4 separate regions of the Homo sapiens genome follow, and all the other regions are linked to region 3. The links are chromatin loops, found by intact Hi-C in ENCODE. Cell type or tissue: Caco-2. All regions are shown on one strand.

The links. Peaks named below come from ENCODE experiments on the same cell type or tissue, not always from the same donor. Only the 100,000 strongest peaks of a DNase experiment are listed, where the experiment ranks them.
Region 1: a loop joins it to region 3, with 2.3 times the contacts of the local background. A loop is called at or near these places in 6 of 110 quality-filtered maps.
Region 2: it touches region 3 in a loop (2.2-fold over the local background); 5 of 110 quality-filtered maps call a loop at or near these places.
Region 4: it touches region 3 in a loop (6-fold over the local background); 4 of 110 quality-filtered maps call a loop at or near these places.

What each region holds. Positions count from the first base shown.
Region 1 is chr5:74,497,993-74,505,992 of GRCh38, reverse strand. All of the region lies in intron 2 of LINC01331 (long intergenic non-protein coding RNA 1331), which reads left to right. Among named protein-coding and RNA genes, the nearest start is that of LINC01331, 35 kb to the left of the region's middle. In Caco-2, no CTCF peak of the experiment used is centred here; no DNase peak of the experiment used is centred here.
Region 2 is chr5:74,511,616-74,519,615 of GRCh38, reverse strand. All of the region lies in intron 2 of LINC01331 (long intergenic non-protein coding RNA 1331), which reads left to right. Among named protein-coding and RNA genes, the nearest start is that of LINC01331, 21 kb to the left of the region's middle. RefSeq lists an enhancer at 3,055-3,614. In Caco-2, no CTCF peak of the experiment used is centred here; a DNase peak (open chromatin) is centred at 3,215.
Region 3 is chr5:74,577,636-74,585,635 of GRCh38, reverse strand. No RefSeq gene overlaps it. Among named protein-coding and RNA genes, the nearest start is that of LINC01331, 45 kb to the right of the region's middle. In Caco-2, no CTCF peak of the experiment used is centred here; DNase peaks (open chromatin) are centred at 4,035 and 4,395.
Region 4 is chr5:74,414,114-74,422,113 of GRCh38, reverse strand. The region is part of intron 2 of LINC01331 (long intergenic non-protein coding RNA 1331); the gene reads left to right. Among named protein-coding and RNA genes, the nearest start is that of LINC01333, 97 kb to the right of the region's middle. In Caco-2, no CTCF peak of the experiment used is centred here; DNase peaks (open chromatin) are centred at 3,113, 3,333 and 6,193.

The DNA.
Region 1 (8,000 bases), 80 kb after region 3:
AGTTTCTGGCCTTGGCATGCTGTGGAGTTAGTGCCTGGACATTTCTTTTCTTTAACTGTTTATTAAGGATGAAGAATCTAGCTTGGAGATATCTTAAATCCTACGAATTTTGTCAAAAATTCAGCTCCAACCACTTTTTGAGCATAAAGAGAAAATAATTGGTTTTAAAATACGTACATAAGTTTAAACGTTGGGATCCCTGCCGAGACCTGGGGAGGAATTACGGGAATGTCAGAACCTGGAGAATTCCCAGAAAGGCTGGGATGAGGCGCTCCTGGGGCCCTTGAGGAAAGGCTGATCTGGGTGGGAGCATGAACCCAGCTTGGTTTAGGGTTTTCCAGGAAGTGAAGGCCTGCAGTGCTGTCTTTGGCAGCCCAGATAAAGGGAAATTTCATTCATAACTAACTTCTACCTGAATTTGAGTACGCCATGGGAGAAAATTATGGCTTTGGGTTTTCTTGCCAAAGTGATTTGAATTCCATCCAGTTCTGTTACAATGAAAACTGCCCTCCATGATTGGCTAGATGGTATATTTAACATTCTCATTACTTGCAGGATCAGGAGCTGCCAATTTGAGTCCTATCACTGTGATGTTGTAACTACTGATGCTCCATTTTCCAGATAAAAAATAGAAAAATATTTTGAAAAATGTGTAGAGCTATCTATAAACAAGAAGCTGACCTAGGACACATAGCTTTTGACCCCTTAATGGATTATTTAATTTATTTATTTCACTACTGTCCTCTCTAGCCCATTTGACTGCTGCTAATTTGGACATGGAAGCCAGTGACTTTACCACTGACAGCCAGCAGGACAGGCTTCATGGGCATGTGACCTGTGTAGTAACCCATGGCCCCATCCTTGAAAGCAGCCCATATCTGGTTTAATGCTTTGCTGCGGGTGTCTTGAAATTCTTAATACTTTTTGAAAAAAGGGGCTTGCATTTTCATTTTGCAATGGGCCCCCAAAATTGTGTAGCTAGTTCTGATGGCCAGACTTACCCCTGTTCATTTGCCTGGCTAGGTGGCGATTCCTTTCTTCCTTCCCTCCCTCTTTGGTCCATATATGTCACTTTGACGCCCTTTTGTTGATGTAGATGACTGTTTTACTTCTCACAGCCTCTATCTGCTATCTGGGAGGTTTGGCCAACTTGGGAAGGGTGAGGGCTGTGAGTGCACAATCCAGATTTGAGTGGGTGGCAGAACGCTCTGATACTCAGGAACACATTGCATCTCTACAGGGAACCTGTTGTGTGTCTTGGAGTGAAGACTAGAAGTGACTGTGTCGTCCACAGCTATGAAGACCTGTACATCCACTTAGGAAGGTGTCAGAGTTGTGGGGATGGCAGTGGTCAGGGGCATTATTTTGAAAGTAAAAGTAAATAGAACGGGATGTTGAGGTTGATGAAGCCCCAGAACTGCAGTGAGTAAAGATCCATCTTGATTAAGTTGCACATGCAGACAGGGGACATGAAGCCAGGCCTTTTTATTTGTTCATATTGGCATACCCTTACTTTTTAGTGAGGCCCTTGTTGTTCCTTCATGCCGACATGTAAGTAAAATTGCTCTGGGTCTCAAGATATAACTGTCTGTCATGGCTTCTTTAGAAAGGATTTTTGAGTAAAACGTCAGGGCCAGTTTGGATTTCACAGTGCCAGGAATCAAATTCCTGGTCAGTGTGTGAAGATTGAGGACTTTGGTCCCATAGTCACACACAAGTGCAAATGAACATGTAAGCACAACTGGATATCATAGAAATCTGGATCACAGAAAGATGGACAATCGGGACTAAGCTAGGACTGTGCACTCCAGAGGGGTGACTGGAGCTAAATCCAGTCTTCATCTGGGGGATGTGTCTGCCCGGAGGTATTGCCTCTTAAACATCCATGCTAATGGGCCAGGTGTAGTGCCTCATGCCTGTAATCCCAGCACTTTGGGAGGCTGAGGCAGGCAGATCACTGGAGGTCAGGAGTTTAAGACCGACCTGGCCAACATGGTTGAAACCCCGTCTCTACCAAAAATTACAAAAATTAGCCAGGCGTGGCTGGGCGCGGTGGCTCACGCCTGTAATCCCAGCACTTTGGGAGGTCGAGATGGGCAGATCACGAGGTCAGGATTTCGAAACCATCCTGGCTAACGCGGTGAAATCCCGTCTCTACTAAATATACAAAAAATTAGCCGGGCGTGGTAGCGGGCGCCTGTAGTCCCAGCTACTTGGGAGGCTGAGGCAGAAGAATGGCGTGAACCCGGGAGGCGGAGCTTGCAGTGAACCGAGATCGCGCCACTGCACTCCAGCCTGGGCGGCAGAGCAAGACTCCGTCTCAGTAAAATAAAATAAAATAAAATAAAATAATAAAATAAAATAAAATAAAATAAAATAAAATAATAAAATAAAATAAAATAAAATAAAATATAAAGTAAAATAAAAATAAATAAAAATTAGCCAGGCGTGGTGGTGTGCACTTGTAATCCCAGCTACTCACGAGGCTGAGGCGGGAGATTTGCTTGAACCCTAGGGGATGGAAGTTACATTGAGATGGCACCGCTGCACTCCAGCCTGGGTGGCAGAGTGAGACCCTGTTTAAAAAAAAAAAAAAAAAAAAAATTAACACAAAGGCTGACAGCCCTCAGAGAGATTCTTCATCTCGAATTCTACCATAAGAATTAATTATTTTTTTTTCTGATTTTAAAGGCAAAAATTGAACTTGGTATAAAAGCTTGAAAATAAGTGAAAAAGAACAATAAAAAGTACTCATAATCTCATAACCCAGAGATGATCATTGTCTTCTTTTTTTAAAGGATTTTGTAAAGGAGTAAGTCCTCTGGGGCATTAAGGGATGATTTTATATACAAATTTTATGTCACATTAGCCTGTAAAAATTCCCCTCTTGTGTATGTGAATAGTCTTGAGAGATAAGTGTCTTGTAAAAATGATTTTGTGTTTCTGCAAACTTGTTACTGGAGACCATGGAATTTCCTTTTTCTTTTCTTCACTGTGGTGGAAAAAGATGTTCGTTAGATTTGGTCTACTTAAAACTGAGAACTTACAAGTAAAAATCCACTCTCCTTTTTTTTTTTTAGGAGGGAAATGATTATGCAGGTGTTCAAATGAGGTTTTAACTGCATATGCAGAGACTCTTAAGCCAGTGGCCTTCCTGTGTTTGTCAAACTAAACTTTGGATTGTGATTGTGCCGAGTTTCCTGTGCTGCTCTTATTAATAGATCCTGTGGATAAGGATCTCACAGACCTATCTTTGAGTGGCCAGTGTATTCGTGTTAGGGGGGAGAAGTGATTTTCATATGGTATGTTTTTTCCTTCTTTAGTTAAAAAATCATTAAAGCCTTTTGTGTTCATATGACTTGAAAGGCAAGGGGACCTATAGTTAACTTGAGAGTTAAATTATAACTTCTACCTTCTGTGTAAAGATAAAGACTCCTTTTTTAAAAAAATCAATGACCAAGTTGGTTGGGTGAGGGGTGTTTTCTCATACCGTCTGCTCTTTCTACTTTCACCTGCTATCCCCTTCAGCCTTTAAAGAAAAACACTTGATGTGTGAATGTGGATGAAAATGACTATTTGGTTTTTGTTTTGTTTTGGAGTTCTAACATTTATTCAATTTAATTCAGCCACCATTTCTGCATGGATAGACACCTACCTGGTGAGCTGGAGGTGCGGGGAGGATGGAATCACAGGCAGAAGGCCCACAGTGCCTGACCTAGAGGGGTGTTGCCGCTCCAGCTGGGTAAATGGAATCTTATTCCAAGATATAAAGGATACAGTTGTTTACAATTTCCTTAACCGAGGAGCATTTGACAGGGATGATAATATTAGGGTAACTGACTTCACCTGCAGTTTTTTCTAAGGGCTAAAACTGAGCCAGAGGCCTCTGTTAATGGAACTGGATCTATTGTGAAATTACATCAGGTTTGTTGGGGCAGCAAACATGAGGTCCTCTTTGTCATTTTGGGGGTTTGAAGCCATACCAAGGGCCTTGGTCAGGATGGGCCCCAGGAACATCTAGGTTGATTCTTTCCCCACTCCTTTCACCTAAATTTCCTTAGAACTGTGCAGAGTGTGTATAGGCCTATGATTGACACCTCTGGGATGAGATGGGTCTCTAGTCCTAGCCCGTGGGTGCAGGTAGAGAGATCATAGTGACTAGCTGGGGCCAAATCTTCTACTGGGCTCCTTGAAACTGCCACAAAGGATAGGTCAGAAGTTCCTGACCATCGTTTTAAGTTCTGGTTGGTTTGACCCTTTTGGCTTTTTTGTCCATCTGATGAATGATCACCAAATTGTCACAGAACAGAAGCTAGACCTTCTTTGGAAGTATTATTTTGTTTTGCTTAACATGCCTTTGGAGTGATAGCTTTCCATTTCTGGCAGCAGAAGTGAAACACAGATTAGATAGCTTGTGCCCATTTAGATAATATGTTGTTTTGTTTTGGAGTTCTAACATTTATTCAATTTAATTCAGCCATCATTTCTGCACGGATAGACACCTACCTGGTGAGGTGGAGGTGTGGGGAGGATGGAATCACAGGCAAAAGGCCCACAGTGCCTGACCTAGTGGGGTGTTGCCACTCCAGCTGGGTAAATGGAATCTTATTCCAAGACATAAAGGATACAGTTGTTTACAATTTCCTTAACCGAGGAGCATTTGACAGGGATGATAATATTAGGGTAACTGACTTCACTTGCAGTTTTTTCTAAGGGCTAAAACTGAACCAGAGGCCTCTGTTAATGTAAGGTTCATAGGGAGTTGGTACCTAAGCCTTTTCATTTAGAGACCTCCATCCTTAGCCTCTGAACTTACAAGCCTTCTCTTAGCTCATAGGTCTTTCTTAATGTAATCGATGTGTTTCAGAAATGCTGCCTGAGATAATTTATTTTTGTACAAAGCAATTATATTTTTATAGGCAACAGAGATGCTTTTTCTTTAAAAGAATCAAGTTGTGCACTATTTTCTAAAAAGAGCTGTGAATCTCCATTTTATCCTCTACATCAAGTCTTTTAAAGTAGGAAATATATATTCATTAACAAGTAGGCTAACAATTATGCATTAAAAATGATAACAACGTATCTGATAATTATGTGTCTTTTGAAAAACAAACCTGAAGACTTCTTCTGAATGGCACATTCTCATCTTGGAAGAGGATATTCTTTGAATAGTGTTTTGTTGTCGTTGCCCTCTGCTCTTCTGACAGACGGTTTTGCCGTGATTGGTGGTATTTTCCTATCATGTTCCATTTTCAAATGTTAATCATTAGTCATTCTTCATGACCTCTCCATGCAGCCGCCAGAATATAATTATTAAGGGCTGCCTACTTGCACAATGATGGGGAGGGGATCTGAGGGTTACAAATGGCCCAGGGTCATGTCCCAGGTCAAAAAAAGATGAAACGTTAGTCTAGTGATCAGCCCCTGGGTCCTGGGAAAGATAGACCTCTAAGAGCAGTGGAAACTGAGAAGGAAGAGTGTCTGCATGCACTCAGGGCTCTCAGAGCCCCCTTTGATTTGTTGCCCATTCCACACTAAACTCTGTTTAGTAATAAACAGAGTTCAATGGCCAGAGTCTAGACAAACAAATCACGGCCTGGAAAACCCTGTGTTTTGATGACATGTTATGTCTTTACAGCGTGTGGAGGATGGAGCCAGCTTTGAAATTCTAATGCATGGTCTTTGTGAGCTTGCAGCAAATCAGAGAGGCTGAGTCAGGGAGACAGACAATCAGGCCCTGCTCTGGCCAAATTAGAAGGCATTCCCCACTTTGTGGCTTGTGATTTTCCTGCTCTGTCTTCCTCCAGGCATTAGGAAGCTGTCGTGAACTTTAGTGAAATGTGAGAGGTTTAAATATTAATATTTCTGAAGCCCTCAGGGTAGACTCAACACCTGCTTCCCCTGCACAGCTGCCCTAAACAGTTTTCACTGGAGAGACTATTTTTCTCTTTAAACAAAATATTTTATCAAAGTTGGTTTTTAATTGAGCCAGGGCGCCTTCATGTTCACTGGCTAGATTTATCTCTGCCATTTGGAGGGGAAGAGAAATCTCAGAGCTTCCTCATTTACTTGCTCTTTCCTCCCTCGCTCCATCAATGGAAGTAGAGCATCAAACAGGGATACCTTGGCAAGCTCAGTGTTAGCAGCACAAAAGACAAACACTAAAATCTCATTTCTGTTGGGACAGAAACAGAAAAAAATGCTAAGGAAGGGCTGAGCCTGCTGAGTTCCCTGTAAAATAATCCCTGGAGTGAAAACAGCAGCTTGTTCTTCTTCTTTTTTTTTTTTTTTTTCGAACATGTGCCTCTTATACAGTCCAGGATGATCAACTGTGTATACAATAAAGAATGCTTAGAAAATGTGACTGGTAGTATTTTTCTGTTAATGTATTTGAGCTATTTTCATTTTAAAATAATTCATTTCCAGCATGTATGGAGGGAGGTTCTTTTACAATTATTCAAATACATTTTTCCTTGCAGGCATTGAATTGTTTACTCAATGTTAATGGTTCCTTACAAATATTTACTGAATCTCTCTGTAAACTCTCGTCTAAATTAGACCAGAAGGTTCAAAACTCTAACTCCCTTTTGCTATCCAGCCTTTTAAGGTAATCTTTCTGCTGGTATCTGTACAATTAACTGAGAGCATTTTAATAACAGGGAATAATAATTGCTGTTTGCTTATCATCAAGAGGAATTTCCCCCTTGTGAATTTACTTTTAGGAAGACTAGATTGTTATGTAGCACGCGGTGATGCTGATAAGGACTTTAATTACTGTGTGAGAGATTTTGGTGGACGGGGAACAGGAATTTGCAGTGTTTTTGCTCATATTTTATGGAGAATTGAGAATCCTAAATTTCTGTAATTGCTGAAAATGTGGGAACTGCTAGAGTAAAAGGTGTTTATATAGATAGCCATAAATCTACAAAATTGTTTATGTGTGCAACAAAGTGTGCAGATATGAACAAAGGATCAGGTGATAAAAACCCAAAGCTTATGTTTTTTGCTACTCTTTTCAGAGAAAAGACTTTGTCATGGACATAAATTAATTCCTCTATAGATTTTTCTTTTGTAATAGTGTATTTTAATAGAATGTCATTTCCTTATATATTTTTGTTAAGAAACAAAACATAGCCAGGTCTATATATTAATTTAAATTTTAATTGCAACATGAAAGAACAATACCTGATTCTACTCTAACATTTACACCAGAGGTGACAATGTTCGTGTTTTCAATAACTTAATGCCTTTGTTAATTAAGTTTCAGGGATCAAGAACTGTATTAAATAAGCTCAATTAATATATATGCATAAATGTGTGATGAAATAGAAACATATTAAAACTATTTCTACATTACTGCATATATTCGTCAGTTTAAACTCTGAAATTCAAGGGATTCTTTGTCATCTTTTATGTGGGAAAGTAGATGCAAGTCATGTAGCTGCAGAATGTCAAAGGTAGGAGGTTTAAGAGTTCACTAGCCTGATCATATTAATTCATTCATTTCTACATTTATTCAACAAATGAAGGCCCACTATGTGCTCAGTTCTGGCATCACCATGGTGAGCAAAGTAGACCAGTTCCCTCTCTCCAGAGATGGATGTTGGGAAAAAGTGACATGATCAGATCTGCATTTTGAAAAGCTCAGCCTCATTTTCTTTGAAGTTTTATAGATAATTATATAATTCAGGTAAACTACTGGAATAGAACCTTTTAATTCTAGGAAAATTTAAAGAGTGACATGTATTCAGTGATGAACTATAAGTTTCTGAGAAGCTTTCTAATATTACAGTGGTTTGTATTATTGTTGTGTTGCTGAAGTTAGAAAAGAATGATACTATAGATAATTCCCCCTGACCCACATTCTTTTTCTAGACCTATTTATTATTACATATAAATTCCATACATTTATTGAACATATAAATTCCAAAATTTTTGATGGCTTAATTAATAGTTAAATAATGCATCAGAATTCACAAACAGTTGAACTTAATCTTTAC
Region 2 (8,000 bases), 66 kb after region 3:
ATGGGAGCTTCGTCTGTCCCAGGGCTGTGGTCATCATTCACCACCGGGAATCTATAATGACTGTGAGCCATTCCCTTTTTCTCTCCTGACCCTGACCCCAACTTCTTGGGACTTCCCCTTAGGAACAAAGCAAGAAGTGCTCAGATGAAGGCGCTGTGCTATGATGAGCAAGGCCACAGAACACTGTGACTTGGCAGAGCCGGCACGGTCAGTCAGGGAGAGTGTCACTGAAGAAAGTAAATCCATCAGCTCCCCTTATTACTATGTAAATGAATTTATCGTGACTGGGGGGCGGGGCAAGGACAGGGAGGCCTCCTGGAGTCCCAAGGGCTTCAGCCCTTCTGATTTGCTGGGAGAGCTGCAAACAGGAAGACAGCCCAGGACCACACCTATGTTTGAGAGCAGCTCCAGGGGCAGCTCTGCAGGGAGTGTGGCATGCCCTGGGGGTGTCGTCATCATTGCCATCTTAGCACTAAGTGTTTCACTGGACTCAGTCTTTCCAGCAGTGTCCTGAGAAGAGTGTCCTAAGTATGGGGTGGGACAGGGTGGGCACTGGAGAAGAGGAAGGGTTTTTTTTTTTTTTTTTTTGAGATGGAGTCTCATTCTGTTGCCCAGGCTGGAGTACAATGCCATGATCTCGGCTCACTGCAACCTCCGCCTCCCGGGTTCAAACAATTCTCCTGTCTCAGCCTCCTCAGTAGCTGGGATTACAGGTGCATACCACCACGCCCGACAAATTTTGGTATTTTTAGTAGAGATGGGGTTTCACCATATTGGTCAGGCTGGTCTCAAACTCTTGACCTCAGGTGATCCACCCACCTCGGCCTCTCAAAGTGTTGGGATTACAGGCATGAGCCACTGCGCCCAGCTAGGAAGGGGTGATTTTGGAACAGAAGTAGCATGGAGGGTAGAAAAACCATGAGGCAATGGTAGAAAAACCATGAGGGTAGAAAAACCTGGGGAGGGGAGATGCTGTTGGCAGGAGCTGATGCGGAGGCAGAGACAGATGGACATCCTGCTAAGATGGCAGTTTCTACATTGAAGTAATCAATGCCTGTGATTAGGCCTGAAGGAGTGCTTTCCGGGAGTGCTGGAGCTGTTCGTGTCCCTGGAGCTCGGGGCCCTGGCAGGGGTTTGCTCACGGTGGCTGCTCTTGCGCTCTCACATTTCTGTCTTCCTGCCCTGGCTCATGGATCTCCACGTGCCCACACCACCCCCCTCCCAACCCAGTTCTGATCATAGTTTTAGCTTGTAAGTTTGCTCAGAGACAGTTTAATTTCATTTCTTCTTACAGGCAAGGAACCTGAGGTCCAGAGATGTGAAGAGAGGTGGCTGATGTCACACAGCAGGGCAGGACTGGAACCCACGTCTATGACCACTGATTCAGTGCCAAAGGGAGAGAAGGGGGAAGGGGATTCAAATTTATTTAGAGCTTTTCTGTCCTCAGCAGAGAGAGCTCTAGTTACTTGTATATCAGCTATTTCATTCAATGTTACTCTGTGGGGTAGGTATTATCATCCCACTTTACACATGAGGGAGTTGAGATGTTGGAGAGGCAAATTAATTTGTGCTGACAAATTGTGAACCCTCATCAGATTCCAAGCCCCATCTTTGGGACCTTCACACTCATGTTCTTTCCTCTGTGCCTTGTAATACAAATGTCCAGCATTTCCATTACTCATGCAGCTGGTGAATCAAACCAACATTAAGCCTGTCCCTGGCTCTTCTCCCATCAAAACATGGCTGATCTATGCTCCATTCATTTTCCATCCTTGGGAGGTCATGAGTTTCAAACAAATTATTTGGCTTACACAGTACAGTACTGAAGTGAAATTTTGTCTTTTGTCCCTTCCAGGTATCCTAAGCAAGGGGTGTCTTCTGTCCCCAGGAGTTACTTGTCAATATTTTTGGCTGTACAATGATTGTGTGGTGGTACTGGCAATTAATATCCTGGGATTAAGGAGGCTGAACATCTTTTAATACTCTAGACAGTACTATACAATGAAAAAATATCCTAATCAGAATGTCAGTTGCACCCTGTCTGAAAAACATGGTACTTCTTTAAAATGAACGTGTCTTCCCAAAGACTGTGTTTCATTGCAGGAATTTGGGACAGAGGTAAGCCCTCTGGCTTTTGGTCTGGAGATCCTTGCTGCAGTAGGACATAGTAGATGACTGCATAGTGTTCAGAGAAGTCTGGCTCTGCTTAAATGCATCCTGTATAACGTTCCTACGTTCTCTAAGCTTCATTTCCCTATGTGTTAAATGGGGATAATTATAGCATCTGCCATACAAGGATTGTTGTATTGTTTTAATAAGTCACTATGTATGGAGGGCTTACAATAGTGCCTGGTATAATTAATCAATAGATGTTGGCTTCAATCCTATATATAATGTAATGCATTATACAGAATCATTAGGACTCCTTTGTAAAATGCTCAGTTATGTGTATTAACACTTTGAAATTCCAGGCCAGGCGTGGTGGCTCATGCCTGTAATCCCAGCACTTTGGGAGGCCGAGGAGTATAGCTCATTTGAGGTCAGGATTTTGAGACCAGCCTGGCCAACATGGTGAAACCCTGCCTCTACTAAAAACACAAAAAAATTAGCTGGGCATGGTGGCACATGCCTGTAATCCCAGCTACTCAGGAGGCTGAGGCAGGAGAATTGCTTGAACCTGGGAGACAGAGGTTGCAGTCAGCCGAGATTGTGTCACTGCACTCTAGCCTGGGCAACAGAGTGAGACTCTGTCTCAAAAAAAACAAAAACAAGAACAACAACAAAAAACACACACAAAAAAACAAAAAAGACTTTGAAATTCCTATTGTTTCTTTAAATTTGGAGTAAAAGAACCTCCCAAATTTTAGTATTCTTAAAATATCCACCAGCTATTGGAGAATAAGGGTTCTAGTAGAAGTTGAAGTGTTACAACTATATCAAATTTAAAAAAACCAGATACACCTATGAACATTTTCCCAGGCTTGAGTGATGCCTCTGGGAGTGAGTTGTCTCTTCTTATCTGGATCCTGGGATGGACACTGGTGTCCCTGGGGTAATCCATCTGCGCTCATGTCACATGCTATGGCTAGGAATAACCAGGAAATACTGGAGTGAGGATTCACACTGGCTCTTTTACATTTTCCCAAGGAGGAGGAGGAAAAGAAAGAGGAGGAGGAGGAGGATGGTTATAGTGGTTCTTACAAATCCCTCAGCTGGATGGCTGGATTTAGGGCTGGGCATTTGTGCTTTCAAGAGCCAGGTCATTCTAAAGGAATGTGAGAAGTGCATCTCTGAGGACAGAGATTAAACAGTGGGAAAATAGATAAGTGATCTGGGGGTCTGTCGACTAATTGCTAGCTAAAAGTTAACATTTCACTAGCTCCTGCTGAGAAGGTAATGGCCAGGCTTCACACATGGAGTTTTATTATGAGAAGAGAGAGTAGCAAGTGTGGGAAGATGAATTTATCATCCCTGCACACACACCACCTCAAAACACACCTGTTTTTTTCTTAAACAGCTCCTTGTTTAGCATTCTTACAAAAGGCATGATAATGTTGGAGGATCAATGTAACATACTGTAAGTGATAAGAAGTCCTAAATGTCCTAAATTTATTAAAGGCCTGTTGTGTCCTGGAAGCTGTACTAAAGCCTATGGAAGATGCAAAGAAGAACAAGGAGTGAGCCTTGGCCTCAAGAGATTTACAATATATTAAAACACCTAAGACACCAAATACGAGTGCTTTTCAGAGTGGTTCTTAGAATCACAGGTCTGTTACAAAAGGAGATTCTTAAGATCCAAAGCAGATGGGACCTAGGAATCTGCCTTTAAAACAAGCCCTCCAGGTAATTCTGATCTACCCTGTGGTTTGAGTAGCATTGGCCCAGAGCAAATGTAGGCTCTAAGCCTGGGGTATAAAGGCTTCAATTCTGTGTTATATAAGCAGTGTAGCCATATCTTGTAGGAGAGCATCAAGGCATATTTGAAAGAAGTGTGCAGCCTATAGGCCTCAAGATGAGAAATATGTGGCAGGTGTGTTTGCAAAGTGGGGGAATTAGCATTGGGAGGGAAAGAATAGCATGACCTTCGTGGTGACCAGTGGAATAAATAAATATAATCCCAATGTTTATGGAACGTCTTGTTGAGTTACTGATGTATTCATCATTAGGGTTTAAACCTAATGCTTTTTAGTGTGCTGTCAGATCAGGAGGGAAATCCAGAGGCTTGCTTCTCCACAAATATTTATCAATGGATGTTTTGGGAATTAAAACATGCCAGGAAATAGGGGCAAAGTACACAAGTGCCTGTCTTTGTGTGGGTAGGTTGTGTAGATTGGGATATTCACTGGATGGAATAGTTGGTGACCTGTATTTATTTGGGGTATTCCTGTTTGTGATGTTGAAGGCTAATTCCTAGGAGAAGAAACTGTGAAATTTGCAAAGAAGAATTTATAGAGGGCCAGTGAGCAGACAGAGGAATGATTGTGTTGGGAACAGGAGGCAGCTTGGGAAGCTCAGGAGTTGTTCTATTCCCTGGCTGTCTCCCCGGAGGACTTTCTGTGGCAGAATCCAGGGCATGTTGTCCAGCCTGGGATCAAGAGGCTAGGAAGGAGGTGTAGGAGTGTAAAGCCTAGAAGTGGACCTATGGCCGAGCAGAATGGTCCCTGCTTTCTGTGACTAAGGCAGCTCAGAGAGTGCTCAATTTAAGCCTGGAGTGGAAGTAGATGAACTTGCTGGAAAGGAGCATGATCCTCTGGTGGGGCTGCGGCAGAGTGGAAACGTGAGGACATGGAAGGAAACTGGTTCATGCTGAAAGCGCAAGTCCCGTTAACTGAATTGCAGAGAACAGTGTCTGTTAGCCTAACCTTGAACCCTGAGATGTTCCTCCACTGCTTTTATGTGACTAGCCATGGGAAAAAGGAGAAATAGAGTCGTAGGCTGGGAGAGTGATAGACTGGGGTGGAAATCTTTGGACAAATCCATTTCTTATTCTCTAGGTAGTAATGGGCCATGAGTTGAGGAGTCAATAGCAAGAACTCATAGGGGAAGACTTTGGTATGTGTTTGGGATTGTGCCTTTGGGAGTTTTTAAAATCCTGAGATGAGGGAACAGACTACTGTGAAGGCATGATGGATCCTGTGAACTGAACTTTTTACTCTGTCCTTGGGACAGTTATAAATTGAATGTTATCCTGGCTGGAAAACAAAGGACACTTAGTTTGCCCCTTTCCTGGCCCCTGATTGGGCACTTTGGCTCAAGGTAGACTGCACTATTTTTGTTTAGTAGCTTCTCCAGGCTGTTCTTTTTGTTACTGTAATAACTAGTTAAAGGTTGTGAAGCATGTTCTCCGACCTGTGTTATAACTCTTGATCCATCTGCAGGGCACTGGGTAACCTCATCCTCCTGGTCCTGGGTTTCTTTTTGGCCCCAAACAAGTGGTGAGGGGATGCTGGGCTCCATCACACCGGAGGTTCAATTTTGCATGGTGAGTAAACAAGCAGAGAAGGCTTAGAAGAGTCCCTTTTCCAGGAGTACCCCACAAGGCTGGTTTGAAGCAAGGCTGGAGCCCCAGAAAGCTGTTCTTTAGCTCCACAGTGGCAGCATGCCCTGTAGGAACCCCTCTGATCCTTTGTGACACTCTTGTTCACAGTCCTGTGAAACGGTGCTCTGTGGGAGACTCTAGTCTGCTAGGAGAGCTCCCTTATTCTCAGCACGGACAGAGGGAAACCATGAAGCAAGGGACCTAATTTATTTTTCAACAACACAACACACCAGTGCATACTCTTCCAAGTAAGTGAGTGTTAGCCCTTTCAAAGTAGCTCCAAAGTGGAGTGAAAATTCCCCCTTGTCCCTCTGTCATTTTCTCCGACTGTATTCAGTGAGGAAAAGTCTTTATGCTTGGAAGGTAAATTGATTCTCAAAGACCATCCACAGTCCTTAGGAGTCAGGTTCAGTAAAAAAAGTAGGCCTAATTGTAATATCCTAATATTATCTTCTTCATGTAAAATGGCTCTGAAAGCAATGACAACAATAATTCCAAAATGATTCCAAAAAATGGCAGCCCAGTTGAAATAATCCTTCAAGATGAATATTTTCATGATAATGTATAAGCCCCTTAGTAATGTGGCTAATCTATTTTTTAAACCTATTTCTCTCATATATATAATTCATATGCCTACTATTATTTGCCAACTAATACTAAATTTATAGTTCTCAGTGAGAATTGTTGTTTATCTAAAACAAACTGTTTCTGTATTTATAAGGTTCTTTACACAAATAAGGTGTTTAAAAAATTGGCTTTGAGCAAACAAAAATGCAGTATGATTTTACTAGAATGATTGCTTTGGTCAGCACAACTATGATGGACTAACAGCTTTTCTTCACTACATGTTGATAGAGTGAGAAGATTTAAAACAAGCATTATGTACATTAGCTGGGACACTTACTATTAGTGACAAATACTAGGAGAGAGGCTCTACTTGAACAGGCTCAAACTTAACTTAAAAATTATTTCTGCCTGTAATGGACCTTTTAGTTGTCTGAGCAATTGAGTGCTTTAAATAACCCCCATACATATCAAGGACATTCTAAATTTTTTTCCTTGGCATTTGGAAATTTCAAGTTAAGGATGCCTGCCCTTGCTCAAGTTACACACTCTTCAACTTGGGCAGTTGAGCAGAATTCAAAAGATAAGATGCGAATGAGTCTATCTATTCATGTCATCACACTTTGCTAAATTGCCAGGCTATTTGATGAAAGGATAGCTCAGTTCTCACTAAACTGCAAGTGGCTTTGGCAGATCTTTAGCTGGAATCCACTGAGGAGCTCTCATTTCTGAACACTGATTGGGAAACCAGTTGTATTTTAAAAGATTCTAACGATTTAGAAGCTCTGAGACCCCTTTAAATCTCTGTTTTGAGAGACCCATTGATTTATAGTAAAATATGAATGTAAGAGATGAACCTGTGGCATCATAACTAAGGGCGCTTGGCACTCTGGAAACTGGCTCAGAAGGTAATCAACATAGAGCTAGAGCCATAGTCTTAGTTTTTGCTGTAGTCAATCAAGCAAAGGGGAAATTTCTACTCAAAAACACATAAATAATTTTGATTTTTTCTGTATTACCTTGAAACTTCAAATGGGCTTATAAATAGGAAGAGAAAATATTGCCAGATGGGTTGTATTCAGTAGTTATTTTTAAATGAAATAAAAAATTATGGCTAAATCTATTGCCTAAAAATTGTGCTGTAAAATATGTAAATAGCCTGTATCATTAAAGCCTTTTCTTCGAGATACAAATAAATGGTTCAGAGTCCAAACTCTTCCTTAAGAGTTCAATTTACTTCTTCAAATTCCTTAAACTTGAGATAGGTTTTGCAGTTAAATACTCCTCATTTGCATGCTTAGTCAGAAGGGAGTATTATATATAGATTATATGGAATCTTAGCCTATTTACAAATAATGAATGTTACTGAAAATATTCTGTCATAGAGACACATGCGTGTGTATGTCCATCACAGCGCTATTCTCAATAGTAAAGACATGGAATCAACCTAAATGGCAATGATAGACCAGATAAAGAAAATGTGGTACAATAACACCATGAAGTACTATGCAACCACAAAAAAAAGAAGATCATGTCCTTTGAAGAAACATGGATGGAGCTGGAGGTTATTATCTTTAGCAAACTAATGCAGCAACAGGAAACCTAATACCACATGTTCTCACTTATAAGTGGGAGTTAAATGATGAGAACACATGGACACATAGAAGGGAACAACACACACTGGGGCCTATCAGAGGATGGAAGGTGGGAGGAGGGAGAGGATCAGGAAAAATAACTCATGGGTACTAGGCTTAATACCTGGGTGACGAAATATTTTGTACAACAACTCCCCATGATGCAAGTTTGCCTATATAACTAACCTGCACACATACCCCTGAATTTAAAATAAAAGTTAAAAAAGGACACATTATACAAACGATGTCAAAGGAAGTTTTGA
Region 3 (8,000 bases):
ATAATCCACCCCTTGTTTAGCATAGCATCAAGGAATAACAATAAAAATGGGCAACCAGCAGCCCTCAGGGCTGCTCTGTCTAAGAAGTAGTCATTCTTTTATCCTTTACTTTCCTAATAAACTTGCTTTCACTTTACTCTACAGATTCATCCTGAATTCTTTCTTGTGTGAGATTCAAGAACCCTCTCTTGGTGTCTGGATTGGGACCCCTTTCCTATAACATATAGTCCCAACTACTCAGGAGACTCAGGCAGGAGGATAACTTGAGCCCAGGAGTTTGAGACTGCAGTAAGCTCTGAAAGCACCATTGCACTCCAGCCTGGGTCATGGAGCAAGACCCATCTCAAAACAAAAACAAAAACAAACACACACACACACACACACACACACACACAACAAAACAGAAACCCCAAAATTAGATTTGTTGGCTCCCTTGCTTAAAATCCTTCACCAGTTCCCTACTGCAGATGGGATAGAGTTCAGGTTTGTCTGTATAGCCTACCATCCTTCAAGATCTGATGACAACCTTTCCGTTGTCATCTCCTGTTGGCCCCCACCTCACCCTAGGCTCTACTCATGCTGGTTTCCTGGGCATTTATCAATGCTGTTGTTTCACATTGCTCTGCATGTTACCTTCTATTTCCTTTTCTTCAATCACCTTGGTTCCTTTTTTTGCCTGATGAACTTCTTTTTTTTCTTTGAGACGCTCGGCTCACTGCAACTTCTGCCTCCTGTGTTCAAGTGATTCTCCTGCCTCAGCCTCCCGAGTAGCTGGGATTACAGGCACCCACCACCACCCCTGGCTAATTTTTGTATTTTTAGTAGAGACTGGGTTTCACCATGTTAGTCAGGCTGGTCTTGAACTCCTGACCTCAAATTATCTGTCTGTCTCAGCCTCCCAAAATGCTGAGATTACAGGCGTGAGCCACCGTGCCCAGCTGCTTGATGAACTTCTATCCCATATCTGAAGCCACCATCAATTGCTTCTCTTTTGAGAGCCTTCTCCAGGCTCTTTATGCAGAAACAGCCACTCTGGTGCATTTTTGGGTCACCACTATTCCTTCATCAGAATCCTTGATTTTTACCTGGGTATACAAAAGTGTGAGAAATAATACATATTTGTTGTTTTGGCAGTGGATCATTATGTATCAAATTGATACAATCTGGCATATAGTGGTGCTTAAGAAATGTTCAGTGAATAAGCAAGTTGTTCATCCCTGAGGGTACTTTATTTTCCTGGACAAGATGATAAGATTTGGTGATTAACTGGCCTAACTTAGGAGTTGCCTAATGGAGGAGAGACCTATCGGGGGAATGCCAAAGATAAATTCTTTTCTCTTTGCCATCCTAGAACTCTCAGTGGGCAGATGGCAGTGGGCTGCATGCTCTTGTTCCTTCAGCACAAGTATTTTGGATGCCCTGAACTCCAGCCTCACAGAACCGGGACCAGATGTCACCAGGCTGGTGTCTTATTTCCTGTAGCCAGCTAAGCATCTGAGACTTTTAAATGACCAAATAAGCATCTTGCCTTGCCATTTTTCAAAAAAGCAAAAATACAAACCTAAATTTTTTCTCAAAACTCTGGGTTTTTGAGGATTTTAGGTTAGTGAAACTATTCTATATGATTCTATAATGATGGCTACATGTCATTATGCATTTGTTCAAACCCATAGAATGTATGATACCAAGAGTGAGCTCTGATGTAAACTGTTGACTTTGGCTGATAATAATGTGTCATTGTAGGCTCATCAATGATAACAAGTGCATCACTCTGGTGGGAGTAGGGGATATTGATAGGGGAGGCTATGCATGTGTGGGGACAAGGGATATATAAGAAATCTCTATAACTTTCAATCAGTTTTGCTGTGAACCTAAAACTGCTCTAAAAAAATCAAGTCTAGGCCAGATGTGGTGGCTCATGCCTGTAATCCCTGCACTTTGAGATACCAAGACGGATTACCTGAGTTCAGGAGTTCAAGACCAGCCTGGTCAACATGGTGAAACCCTGTCTATACTAAAAATACAAAAATTAGCTGGGTGCAAAAATTAGGTGGTGCATACCTGTAGTCCCGGCTACTTGGGAGGCTGAGGCAGGAGAATCGCTTGAACCTGGGAAGTGGAGGTTTCAGTGAGCTGGGATCACGCCACTGCACTCCAGCCTGGGTGACAGAGCGACTCTGTCTCAAAAAAAAAAAAAAAGAAAAGCCTATTAAAAAAATATTTGTGCATAGGATGCAGGAAGAGGAAGGTTGGCCAGGTACAGGACGTTTTGTGTATATGTTCCTTCCCCTTTTTTCCTAAGGTAAATCATACCCCCAATCTCTACCATCCTTCTTTCTCTTGCATTCCCCAGCCTCTCCCACTTCACTGGCTCCTGCCTCCTTACCTGTGATCAAACATAAGTTTGTCTCAACCTAAAGAATCTTCCTTGATTCTGCACCCATCACTCAGGCTATGTCCACCAAGTGGCCTCTCGTGACGGCCTCCGACTCTCATTCCTGTTCTGGCTGTTGCAATCTGACTTCCATCCCAAATATTCCATTTCTCCTGCCAAGGTCAAATCTGACCTAGTTGCCGAATTGGATGGAAAGTTCAGCCCTTGTCTAATTTACCTCTCTGCTGCCATTGAAACTCTGTGAGTTCTCTCTGAGGCCCCACCTCCTCTTGGCTGCTGTGACACTGCTCTGTCCTGGTCCTCTTCCTACCTCTCTGACAGTGTGCTTTCACATTGCTTTTTTTTTTTTCTACCTACATATTGATGTGAAAGTCTTACCCATCCCTTGAAACCCAGTCCAATTTCTACTTCTACAAAATCGAACCTCATTTCTAGAATTACTGATCATAACTTCATTTTTCTAAGACTCAGTTTCTTCATCTGCAAAATCAAGATCATTAGAGAACCTACTTCATAGGACTTTTGTGAGGATTCAATGTAAGGAATTGAGCATAGTGCCTGCCATTTACGGAGCTCTTAGTATACGTTGGCCATTATGAATATTATTTCTAAGTGGAATAAATGCCTTTATTACAGTACTTATGAATGGATATTTCTCTCTGGATTGAGGGATCCTGAGGGTGATTGGGGAATTGAAGAGGGGAGTCGGTTTCCTCATCTTTTTGTTTTATTTATTTTTTATTTTCTGAGACAGTGTCTCACTCTGTCGCCCAGGCTGGAGTGCAGTGCCATGATTACGGCTCACTGAAACCTCAACTTCCAGGGCTTAGATGAGCCTCCCACTTCAGCCTCCTGAGTAGCTGGGACTGCAGGAGCATGCCACCACACCTGGCTAATTTTTGTATTTTTTGGAGAGACAGAGGTCTCACTATATTGTCCAGGCCAGTCTTGAACTCCTGGGCTCAAAAAATCCACCCACCTCAGCCTCTCAAAGTGCTAGGATTATAGGCGTCAGCTGCGGCGCCTCTTTTGATTTCTTTCCAGTCACTCAAATTTCCTGTAGTTTGTATTGCTCTGACTCATAATAATGAATTCTGTATCATTCAGTACAATCCAGCTCAGTTCAACAAAGCCACATTAAGCTGTCTATTGAATATCAGACCTTGCACTAGGCTTTGAGATGCACAAATGAATGAAGATCAATCCTTGCTCTCCAGGAGTTCTAAGTTGGGCTAAGATCGCTTGGGTACAAACTGTCTAACTTTCACACCAAGTTGGAGATTTAGGCATGATAACTACAACAGGGTTGGTCTGGTGATTTGGGGTTGGATTGAGGGTTAATTCAATGTGTGGCTATAATTACACAATTGGGTGTGATGATGCCTGCGTCTCCCAGGTGATTGCGTTTACTCACACCAGTGAGACTGTTCAGGTGTGTTTTGTGTCCTAACAGCTTCTGCTTCTTTGAGGCTGATTTTCTTGGCCAGACTTCCACAGCCACTAGGTTCACTCTTCTAGGGAGTCTGCAGAACTTGTTCCCAGATGTCTCTTTCCTAAGGAGGGGAAGGGAATTTGGACTGGGTGACCTCTAAAGTCCCTCTGACCTTGACACTCTTTGATGTTAGAAAAGCAGCCCAGAGGCTGGGCGCGGTGGCTCACGTCTGTAATTCCAGCACATTGGGAGGCTTGGGCAGGTGGATCACGAGGTCAGGAGTTCGAGACCAGCCTGGCCAACATGGTGAAACCCCATCTCTACTAATAATACAAACATTAGCCGGGTGTGGTGGTGCATGCCTGTAATTCCAGCTACTTGGGAGGCTGAGGCAGGAGAATCGCTTGAACCTGGGAGGCAGAGGTTGCAGTGAGCCGAGATTGTGCCATTGAACTCCAACCTGGGCAACAAGAGCGAAACTCCATCTCAAAATGAAAAAAAAAAAAAAAAAGAAAAGCAGCCCAGAGCCAGAGGTCAGAGTTCGGCGGCAGCATTGATGCTGGCCTGTTTGGCTTGTCAGTGTTAATCAGTAAACGGGTTGCTAAGACAATATTTGAGAAACAGATTCTAGTGGATTAAGGTGGAGGTGGGGTAGAAGACAGTGTTCTTTGAAGACAACAGTAGTCAGAGGGAAACATAAAATAAGTCCAGTTTAGGCTCCACCCTCTCCGGGAAGCCTTTCTGCTCTCTTGGACCTAGGTGTCTATATTCTAGGTATATATATTCCAGATATAATATATTCTGGATTTAGACCATGATGGACCTCTGACCATAGGGCTTTGCTCTTTGTTTTTTTAAAATGAAGTGTGTTTTGCAATCACCAAAGAGATTTTGATCTACTCAAGATAGTGACTTTGTCTTATGCATTTTTTTGGAAATGCCCCTTTTCCCATAGCACCTAGTTCCAGCTAGAGGCAGAGTATGTGTTTCATGAGAATTCGACTGATAGCCTGACAGTTTCCAAGGTTTGCAGCTTAAGCCTTCTGTGGTGGGCAGCAGAGGCTCGAGGCTTCCTCTCCTCACTGCAAGTCCCTGAGAAGGATCTCGAGATGGTGCTTTTCCTGAAACCCCCCTGCACCCAATCCACTGCTACTTGAGCTGAGTTCTTTCATAGTTGGTTCCCAGGAACAATCAACCAAGTATGAAAGATGGGGTGACAGACTTTTCTTGGAATGCAGGTGGGGGCTGGCTTCCCATTCTCCCTGGGGAAGTAAACACTTTCCGTATATCCTTCACCCTGACTTCCATCTGTGGTTCAGGTCCCACAGATCTCTTAAAGTCCAAGAGGGCTGTGGAGGTGATGGGTGCAAAGCTTTTCAAAATTTCATGCAAATTTTGTGATGTATACTTTTTCTAGAGAATAGGTCTATTCCTTTAAATACCTTTATGTTCCCCCAAATGTGAAGAACTACTACGTTATCCACATTTCTGCTACACAGGCTTCTGGGGAATTATTTGTGTGGGAACAAACACAGATCCTACATGAGAAATAGGGGATGAGCAGGCCATGTGGCTTGGGGCCTCAAGCTTGAGGGTGGGGCTCCAGTGTTGCTGTTTTTAGTGGCAAACTTGTTCATGACTAGTAGTCAAGGTTCAACAGTAATATTGCTTTTAAATAAAATTCCTCAACTCGCCTCCCACATTAGCCAAATCTGAGGGTAGGAAGACCACCTCAAGATCGAGGGTCCTCAAAACTGGAAAGCCGGGGCTTCACAGAGGCTCTTTGGAGAGCTTGGGCATGGCCTGGTTCCAGCAGAGAATCTGGAGCAAGTATCTAGGAGTGGTTTTCTTTTTTCAGTAAGCATGGAAAGGAAAAAGTTGGGAGAGACTTTGCCTGAAATGAAAGCCCCTCGTACAATATTGCGCCCCCCAAAATCAAACAGTGACTTTCTGCTCCTGTGGCCAGAAGAATCTTCAAGTTTCAGAGAAAGCATCATGGCATATATATATAAATTTGAGACGGAGTATTGCTCTGTTGCCCTGGCTGGAGGGCAGTGGAGCGATCTCAACTCACTGCAACCTCCGCCTCCCAGGTTCAAGTGATTCTCCTGCCTCAGACTCCTGAGTAGCTGGGATGACAGGTGCCTGCCACCATGCCCGGCTAATTTTTGTATTTTTAGTACAGATGGGGTTTTACCATGTTGGTTAGGCTGGCCTCAAACTCCTGACCTCAAGTGATCTGCCCGCCTTGGCCTCCCAAAGTGCTGGGATTATAGGCGTGGGCCACTGTGCCCAGCCCGGATCCATATTTTTGTACAACGAGAGATTCACTTTTAGCTCTCACTTTAAGCAGGAAGTGGTTCTTTCTGACTAAAAAGGGGTTTAGCTGCCACACCTTCCATTTGCTGGACAATACAGTAAGACAGAGAGAGAGTGGTTACTGGGAGTACAAGCGATAACACTGTGCTGTCATTCCTGGGGTTAGCAAGCCACAAAGACTAAGGACTACTTGTGGTTGGAAACAAGGGCCCGGAAGCCGGCGGTGCACACTGAGAGGCATCGTCTGAACAACTGGGGAAACACAAATGAGGCTCCACATCTTGATCAATCCTGTTTATCACAAGGGAAGAAATTATGACTGGTTTTGTGCTAAAGAGAAATTAAAACTGAGATCAAAAGCAGTTATACACACTTTATGTTTATTTAAAATGCACACATACATGGTACCCATGCAAAGTAAACTGTGCATAATTCTCATGGAGAGCGTTTTTTTTTTGTTGTTCTAACAGTATCTTTTGTTGTCCTCACAGGGTTGTGAGTTAAGGAACTCTTAGGTAATGTCGTATTGAGGTACCTGATTTGGTAGACACGCCAAGATGTTGAAAGTCAGTATCAGGGCTCAGAGCATGAAAATCCGGGGATCCCCTTTGTAGAACTCTGCCTTAAGAAGGCTATTTCTATCTGGGTTTACTTCTGTTACACATAGTTTTAGGATTGTGGCTACCATGTTGAGTGTTTCTGTGACCACCAAAGTTCTATTTCTCTCTGTTACTAACTCTTTGAGTTTTAGTGCCTTTGTTTAGAGAGATTAGGGGAAAAACAGATTTTTTTTTTTGTATAATTGTTGAGTAGTGTAATTTTCAAATAATAATAATAATAAGCATTTCCTATAACTTAGGCACTATTTTAGTTGCTTCACATGTATTAAATCAGTGACATTTCACAATCACATCATGAAATAGGTGCCGTGTTTATCCCCATTTTACAGATGAAGAAGCTGAGGTGCTGAGAGATTGGAAACTAGCCTGAGGGGAATAGCTAGTAAGCAGCAAGGCCAGGACGCAAACACTGGCAATCTGGTCCCTTACTGATGCCATGCTTCTCTTCAGAGCGCCCAGCCTTTCAGCAAGATTCTCCAAAAAGGTTGTAATGATAAGGCTGGTCTTAGCAGTCTCTGGGCACGGGGCTTGCTCCTGTCACTGCTGGGCAAGGGTGGGTTGCTTGCTGTCTGTGGGCTCTCTCTTGCCTCTGATGAAGAAGGGGAGGAGGTTGGTGACACAGTGTCTTAAGTCGAGCATATGCATGCCTCTGTTTAACTCCTAAGGCATCTGTGTTGGGCACATAATGACAGAGAATTAATATTCAATGATCTCTTGACTGATTTTCCGCTTGTATAATATATGTTCCCAGGCAAGAAAATTTTCGTGGTATCAAAGCAAAGTGGAAATCAGAAAATGTGAAGGTAGTCTAAATGTCTTGCAAGCAGAAGTTTGGTAGGACCAGACATACGATTTAGTTAATGGTCTATTACTTTCCACTGAAAAGCTTGTTTTATATTAAAAATGGATCATTTCATTTGAAGTACAGTTGGTCCTCTGTATTCATGGGTTCTGCAGCCAACGATTCAACCAACATGGATGGAAAATATTTGAAAAAAAAAAAATTGCCTCTGTACTGAATAGGTACAGATGTTTTTTTTTTCCTTGTCATCATTCCCTAACCAACGTAGTATAACAATGATTAACATAGTATTTACATTTTATTGGGTATCATAAGTAATTTAGAGATGATTTAAAGTATACTGGGAGGATGTGCAAGGGTTCTATGCAAATACTATAGCATTTTATGCCAAAGACTTGAACATTTGTGAGTTTTGGTATCTGTGGGGAGTCC
Region 4 (8,000 bases), 160 kb after region 3:
AATTAATTATTTTAATGCTCCATCTTAGATATTGAAACTGTAATATGAAGTTATTTGCCTAAAGACAGGGTGACTAAGGGGCAGTACTTACTACCTCCTTTCTTTACTCTTTCAACACTGTTGATTCTTATATTTTACTTAGAAATAACTTGATCCACTGTGTATGCCAGGAAACAAAGTGAAGTCTTATTTGAAAACCATCTCAGGGAATTTGCTGCAGGTAGAAGAGAGAGAAAAGCGGTCTTCTCTGAGCCAAGCTCGTTGCCAGCTTAGGCAGGCAGTACTTCCCACAGCCTGGCTACTTTGATGGCTTAAAACAGGCATGCTGTAATTTAACTAGCATTAGGGAGTGACAGTAAAAAGAAACCATTTTGAGGTGTGGGCTTCTTGAGGTGACATGGAGATATATAACGTTTTTTTTTTTTCTTTTAATGGTGTTTTAGTTTGGGCAATAATACAAGTTGAGCAATTTTGCATTCTGAATAAAAGGAGAAGCAAACACTATAATGTTAACTGAGGACACAGAGCTACCAGTGCCAGTGACAATGGCAGATGAGAACCACCAGCTGAAGGGATGCCAGCTTAGGGCTCCAGGGGACCCAGACCCCAGTGGGAAGCACCCTCTGGCTGGGCTGGTTGTTCTCTGCTCCTTCCCTGACTGTATGCTCTGTGCTCTGAAGCCTGGGCCTTGAGGACTGCATCTCCTGGGCCCCCTATCTTCTGGTTAGGTTTGGCCAGTGGAAGATACCAGCAAGAGCCTGGCAGGCAGGAGTGCAGACAGCTTGGGTTATTTCTTCTGTAGTTGCTCCCTGCTCTGGTGATGTGTCTACAGAAGTTGCTGTCTCCTCTTCAAAGACAGCTTCACCAGGCTGCCCCTCCTCCAGGACTCCAGTGCAAAATGGACTCGGGTATCACAATTTCTCCTGTATATCCCTTCAGCCCCAGTGGTTGTAATGACTGCAGCTATTGCTAGTCCAAAGGTTCCTCCCATCCCTTTCTTCATCTACCTCTTGCCACACCCCACTAAGCCATCCCTTCATTGTCACCTCTCCATTCACTCCATCTGAGGTTGACATCTTTTTTTTTTTTGCCAGGACCTTGTGTGCTTCTCAAATGGAATGTGCATAGGAGTTGCATGGGGATCTGATTAGATGGAGGTTCTGATTCAGTAGGTTTGGGGTGGGGCCCAAGACACTGAATTTCCAAGAAGCACCCAGGTGATGCTGAGGCTACTGGTCTATGGACCTTACTTACTTTTCCTACTCACTGTATGGTCAGAATTGCTGGTAAATATGGCCCAAGAAATGTAAAAGTTGAGTCTCATTATAAAGCACTGTAAGTAAAAATGTAGGCTTCTTCTTATCCTGAAAGTCAGGAATGGTTTTTTGTAAAAACAACAAAAAGCAGAAGACATTCTGCTGTTCAAGTTTGGCTCTCCACTCTCACCCTCCCCCGTGTGTGTGTGTGTGTGTGTGTGTGTGTGTGTATTATAAACATAGGCAATTGAGGGATTTCCGGGTTCACTAATGGCTGAATGATTGTGGGTCATTTCAGAAAATCTGAGCCTGAACACAGGGACAGGAAGGGTGGTATGGAGATATAGAGCTTGTTTTTTTCTTTTTTTTTTTCTTTTAGACCAGGGGCAGATTAAGGCCCATAGGCCAAATCCAGCATGTCATCTGTAGTTGTAAATAAAGCTTTATTGGAACACAGGAATGATCATTTGCTTTAAGTATTATCTATGGCTGCTTTTGCCCTAAGTCGGCAGAGTTGAGTTGTTACAAGAAAGACTATGTGGCCATAAAGCTTAAAATGTTGACGACCTGGCTTTTTACAGAAGAAGATTACTGATCCCTGGCTTAGGCTATTGTGTAAAGTTTCTCAAGAATTAAGATCTTTGAGCAAAAAGGAGTCTTAGGAATCATCTTGTCTCATTTCACAGATGAGGAAATGGATACTCACATTCTCCCCGCTAGCTTTAATCTGTATTTTTAAAAGACACAAGGAAAAAATTGGAGGGAATTTGGAGGAAAAAAACCCCAAGAATTAGATGTCCTTTGAGAAAAACCAAACTCTAATGATAGAAGTTAGGAAACTAAAGATGTGACAATAATTACTTCCAAGTTATTAGAGAAGCAAGCTGAACTGTTATTCTCCATTTCCACATAGGAAAGGTTTTTCCAACTTTAAATGGGTCAGATGTTGGAATTATATTTCCAAGGGAGTCCAGGGCCTGGATATCTTTAAAACAGATATGAACAGCTGCTCAAAATGACTTAGGCTAAGATTGATGATATTTCCCAGGCAGCACCCTAACTTGCCATTCATTCCTTCACTACCAAACAGTAAGAAGAAGTGAGGGGGCCCAAGTCAGGAGTCGGGCAATTAGGCACGTGCTCACACACACACAGAGGACTCTGTTCTCTACACCCCTGGCCATGTTAAAAATCATCTCGAGGCTAATGAGACGTCAAACATTTGTGTAAGCATTCATCACCTGGGATGAAGGATGCCTCTGAGCTTAGTAATTCTGAGAATAGAATGATGGTATTAATACCTTAGGCCCTTTAAAAATAACTTTAGTAATAATTTGTAACCCTTGTAGATACAGAGAAGAAAGTGTGCAAAATTTTGATTTGTCATAGTACATGTCATGGGCTGAGGCAGTCATTGCTAATGAAAGCCAGCTACAAAATTATTGGACTTTTTTTTGTGTAAAATCTTGCTTTGGGATGCTTTAAGCTCTTGGGAGACTCAGCTCTCTAGAGACTAAATAGAGAATGCACAGTTCTCTTGTTTTAATTGTGATCTCTGAAGATGAAAGAACTATATATTAATTTCTGTATTTCCAATCTTTAGTGCAGCCTTGAACACTGTAGGTAGAGAATAAATGTTTATTTTTTTTATTGGGGTGGGGATAGGGTGTATAGCAGGTATGCATTATATTATAGTATTCAGTCTTTCAGAAAAACAAGAAATGCAATCATGGTGAGCTACCAAGTATGGATAATTAAGACAATTACATTGGCTCTGAGAAAATGTGCTTCTTGGTCTCAGGCGCTCCTGCCCTTCCCTGGGCATATCAAGGTCAGCCTGGTTTAGATCTGCTGACAGGTAGCAATTGCCTAAGCAGTACATTTCTGTTAATTCACACTGAGATCTTGACAATAATGCTTGGAATTTATATTGAGTCTTTCATCTTTGAAGTTCAATGTTCTAACTCTAATCTTTATGACTTCCTTGTGAGGTAGGAACTAGCCAGTTGCTTTTATTGTATTTTTACAGGTGGAGGTGGGGAATGTGACGGACATATAGGTTCAAGGACCTGCTTAAGGGCTCTGAATGAGTCAGGGCCAGGGTGGGAATGGAGCTGGACATTTTGTAGCCCAAATAAGGAATAAAATATTTATTTTTTTCTCCCAGGGAAAAGTTGGGTAAGTGCAGTATGCCTTTAAAAAAAATCCTTAGGAGAGATACATTTGCAATGAATCTTATGTAGCTTGTTTCAAATATGTTTAGAGTCAGAGAGATGGAAATCAAAGAAACTGCAAAGTCTATATTTTCTAAAATTTCTTCTAAAGCACTCATAAGGTCTTTGGTTTAATTGCTGGATTTAATTTGAAGCTTAGAATATATTCATCATTCCTACTTTCCCATTCAGCCCAGCTTTTCTTCCCAGATTCCCAGCTGATCTTCTTTCTTTAAAGTAACTATTAAACTGTCTCTGTTTCAACTCGCAGGCTTATTATGTCTTGGTGATTATCACTCAAACCTAAGGCTTAGGCATATGCCTTTTCTCTGATCCTAATACAGTCCCTGAAGATCAACTCAGCAATGACAGTTGAAAAATGCAAGACTTTATAATTGAAATATGATGATTATTTGGAGGACAATATAGAGTTGCAATACTGTTTAAAAACTAGTCTCTGTAAACAACAATAAAACCTAACGTAATTATACAGAGAGATGGAATAATATATGTTAGGTGAACAAATAATATCAGCTTCCTTGATGCATCTTATTAGCATTTATCAAGTAGTTAATAGTCCCAAAACACTTGACAGATAATCCATAGAACATCCTTTGTAGACAATTAAATATTCTGATTGGAGCTTTGCAGAGGAGACACACCAAGTGGCTCCATGACTCGACCAGAAGGAAAGATGGGAAGCTGCGGTTGGACTGGGCATTGGAAGACAGGAAGGTGGGGTTGGACTGGGCATTCTATAAAACCCTGTCCCTTCAGAAAGATAACGTTGAGAGCACTGCTCCTCAAACTTTATTCTCTTTCACAGTTACAAATTGAAATCCAAGCAAGAAGAACAGCTATTTTAATTTTAACAAGTTTATATTTAATCAAAATAGAAATGTAGTTAATTTACATCAGAATTAATCCTTGCCTGCTGCCAGCCTTATTTGTGAAGACCAAGCAGATTGCCACTTACACTGGGTGATTTCAGAGGTACAGGAACTTCTCTGCTCCTTTCCCTCCAGGACTCTTATGATCCTTTGACATTTAAGTGTATTTGCTTGAGGTAAGACTTTGTACCAAAGGACATCTTGTTAGATGGCCTAGAGTAACAATAAGATCTTGGAAAAATGGGACCCATCTTGTTGCTGCCAGAAAACATTGTGCAGTAGACACAGTTTCCTTCTCTGATGGCCATTATGCCATGTTGTAGATGTTAGGTGTTGCAAAATGTATTTTAAGATAAAGGGAACCATTTCTGTCTTTGGCTAACTCATTCTATGGCGTTTCTTCCCCTCAAAAAACTTATTCAATGATATTTTACATTGATAACACAGAGAGATTAAAACAGATTTTGTAGAAACAAAGCATGTATTGAATCAAGATATAGGAAATATATTAAGGTTTTAGATTAGTAACAAGAGATTATTATTTTCTATATTGAAAAAAAAAACCTGAAAACTTAAGAGACTTTCTTGTCCTTCAGCTATTTCTACCCAAAGGTTCTTTAAGTTACTATACTTTAAAAAATGTCACCAAAAAATCTTATGTGATATAAAACAACCTTGGAGACAGAATTCTGTGAAAAGATCCTGACCTAATAAATACAAGATTTCTTAAATTAGTATTTTCTGCAGAGTTGCTTTTAAAAATTCAATTCCTGCAATATGAAGAAAAATATGTTCACTTTGATCATTTCTGACCATACAATGACAGGAATAATATTGGCTAATCCTCAAAGGTCACCCATTGTTCCAAGAGCTTTACATTTCTACCACAGTTAATCTTCATGATAATCTCATAAAGAAGGTGATGTTATTATCATCCTCATTTTGCAGACAAGAAAACTGAGACTCAGATTAAAAAGTATTGACAAAGCCATATGACTACCCATGGGGAAGTCAGGATTTGAACTTGGGTAATCTAGCACCAGAGCTGTTCATACCAATCACCTAAGCATAGGCCAAGAGGGAGGCCTTTGGTCCTGGGGTGAGGTATTAAAAGCGTATCACACAATAATGGAAAGTTTTAAGGAAGGCGTTCCTAGTGAGGAAAATCAAACAGAATTTGAGTATAAATCAAACAGGCTTTGAGTATAAAGTATTTACAATAAGAATAATGACTTATGGTCAGAGATAATGCTTTGACTTAAGTCTATTATGAGGCGTAAATGATTGGTTTGAGATTCTTTCATTAAAGCTGGCTTTGACAGCCAAAAGAAGAGAGAAGAGGGAACATTAGCAGAATGACGAAGGCGGTGTTGTCATGTTTTCCCTAGACCTGGGCACCTGATGCTCTGCTTTAAAACACGTAAGATCTGTCTAAGTCAGTGCTCCTACTTTTAACATACATGCACTATATTCAACTATGTTGAAGATGGTTTCAAATTCTTGCATCCTATACCTCTCTAATGTAATAATGATCATTGTATTTGAAATGAATTATTATCACTTATTAAGAGCTTATTTTAACCATCCTTTTGTAAAACTGCAGAGATAGACTATTGAAACGAAAAAACTACCCTGAAGTAGAAGCTGGGTAGAATTTGAAAGCGAGCCCAGTCGGCGTCTTACTGTTTAAGTCTTATCTCTTAGAGCCAGGGATGAAAGGCAGAAAGACCAGTCAGTCTCTTTCCTGTTTGTTTATTTCCTGGCCCTCTTGTCCCGTCTGCAGCTTTGCCCCCAGAGCTCCTCATCTGTATTTATTTTCCATCTGCTTCCTGCTCTCTAGACAGTCTGAGACAGTCTGCTCACCAGCCAGCAGTTCAGACAGAGAGGTATAAATATTGTAAAGTGCACAAAGGCCGTGCTAGGCAGAGAGGGACAACGAGCAGACGTAAAGATGCTGGTATTGCAGAGAGATTGTTTTAGGTGGGATTAAGCAGCAATGTTCTTTGGAGTTAGTCAAGACTGCTATCCATGCTGGAAGATGAGCTCATGCTTCATAGGGGGAAGGCTACTGGGGACATGTGTTAGCTTCATTTCAGAAGGAGTTTGTGATCAAGCCTATTGTTTTCCTCTCTTCTGCAGCTATTTCTTAAGGTCCTTTACAGTAGACCGTATTATCTGAGCCAGCTCTAAAGGGATTTTTGTTGTTGTTTTGTTTTGTTTTGGTCTTTCGTCATTTTGACCAGTGGTTTTAGACTTCTGGATATCACAGACTTAGTTAAAAAAAAAAAAAAGCTAAAAATATATATAAATAAAAGCAAATCTGTGTGTGTGTAAAGGGAGGGGGCAGATCGCTTTAGGGTTGCCAGTTTTCATTTGTGCCAAGAAAGGATATTGAAAAAAAGATGATCATCTCTTCTCATTGCTTGCTCTATGAAAGGACAATGTATCCCTAAAGAGTGGGAAGCAGCACCATCCTTCCCAAGAAAGTGCTCAGCAACTTCAAACCCATACATATGTTTAGAAAGATATATTTACAATTTTTAAATGTAGAAAAATCATAAAGTAAAATTTTAGTTTATCATGCCACCTTCTAGACACTTGTTTTATCGCAAGTTTATCAGCTTAAAGATTTCTGCTCTACAATATGAAGCAGAGCCCAAATGTCCAGCTTCTGGGAGTGACATTTTAAAATCACATTCAGTGCTATAAGTCCATTCTCCCATAATTATGTTGATGCAAATGAAAACATCATTTCTGGTGTTACTTCACTGCATTTGGAATATCCTGGGCAGAGCGATACTTGCAGGTGCCCGAGCCTATGAAATAATTTGGAACTACCTTCACATTGGTAATACTTAGACTCCACATTTGTTAAGTGGGGTGGCGGGGGGTGCTGGTGGTAGTCACTGAATAGAGGAAGGGCAGAGAAGGAAAACTGGTAGAACTCAGTTTTGCTTTGACTGATGTGAGCAATTAAATGTTGCCCCCAGCCCTGAAAACCCTACTCTACAAATCCAAAATCCTTTAGTTAGCAGAATCTGTTCTCCTATGAAGACAACAGAGAGACATATGTTGTTATTTGAACATGCTCTCAGAGGGCTGTGCAGTCCCACCCATGAGGGAAAATACAGTTTTCTTGGTTATTTTGTTTTTAGTGATTTTAAGAGCTCCTGTGGTATCATATGTTGACACCAAGGAAAGGTGTTTTATTGACCCACTCTTTACCAGGGCCCACATTCTGTGTGAGCCAAGAGAAGTGGACAAACAGCGGCTTCCCCTACCCCCTACTTCCTCTGCCCCCTCCCTGGGTTGGGGGGAGCAGGAAGCAATAGACAGCATGTCTGGGCGGTGGGGAGAGGTGAAGGGATCAGGGAGGTCTGTAAGAGACAGGGTCACACAGTGTGGCCTACAGCAGAGCAGAAAAGACTTGATCTGGGAGAAATTGATCTGAGAGGGAGGTTGCAGCTCCCATCTGCTTTGGCCTTAAACCAGGATTGGGGAATGACTGATTTAGATACAATTTAGTTGCTATGGGTTGAATTGTATCCTCTTAAATATTATATACTGAAGTCCTAATGCTCAGTACTTCAGAATGTGGCCTTACTTGGGACTAGTCATTGCAGATGTAATTAGTCAAGTTG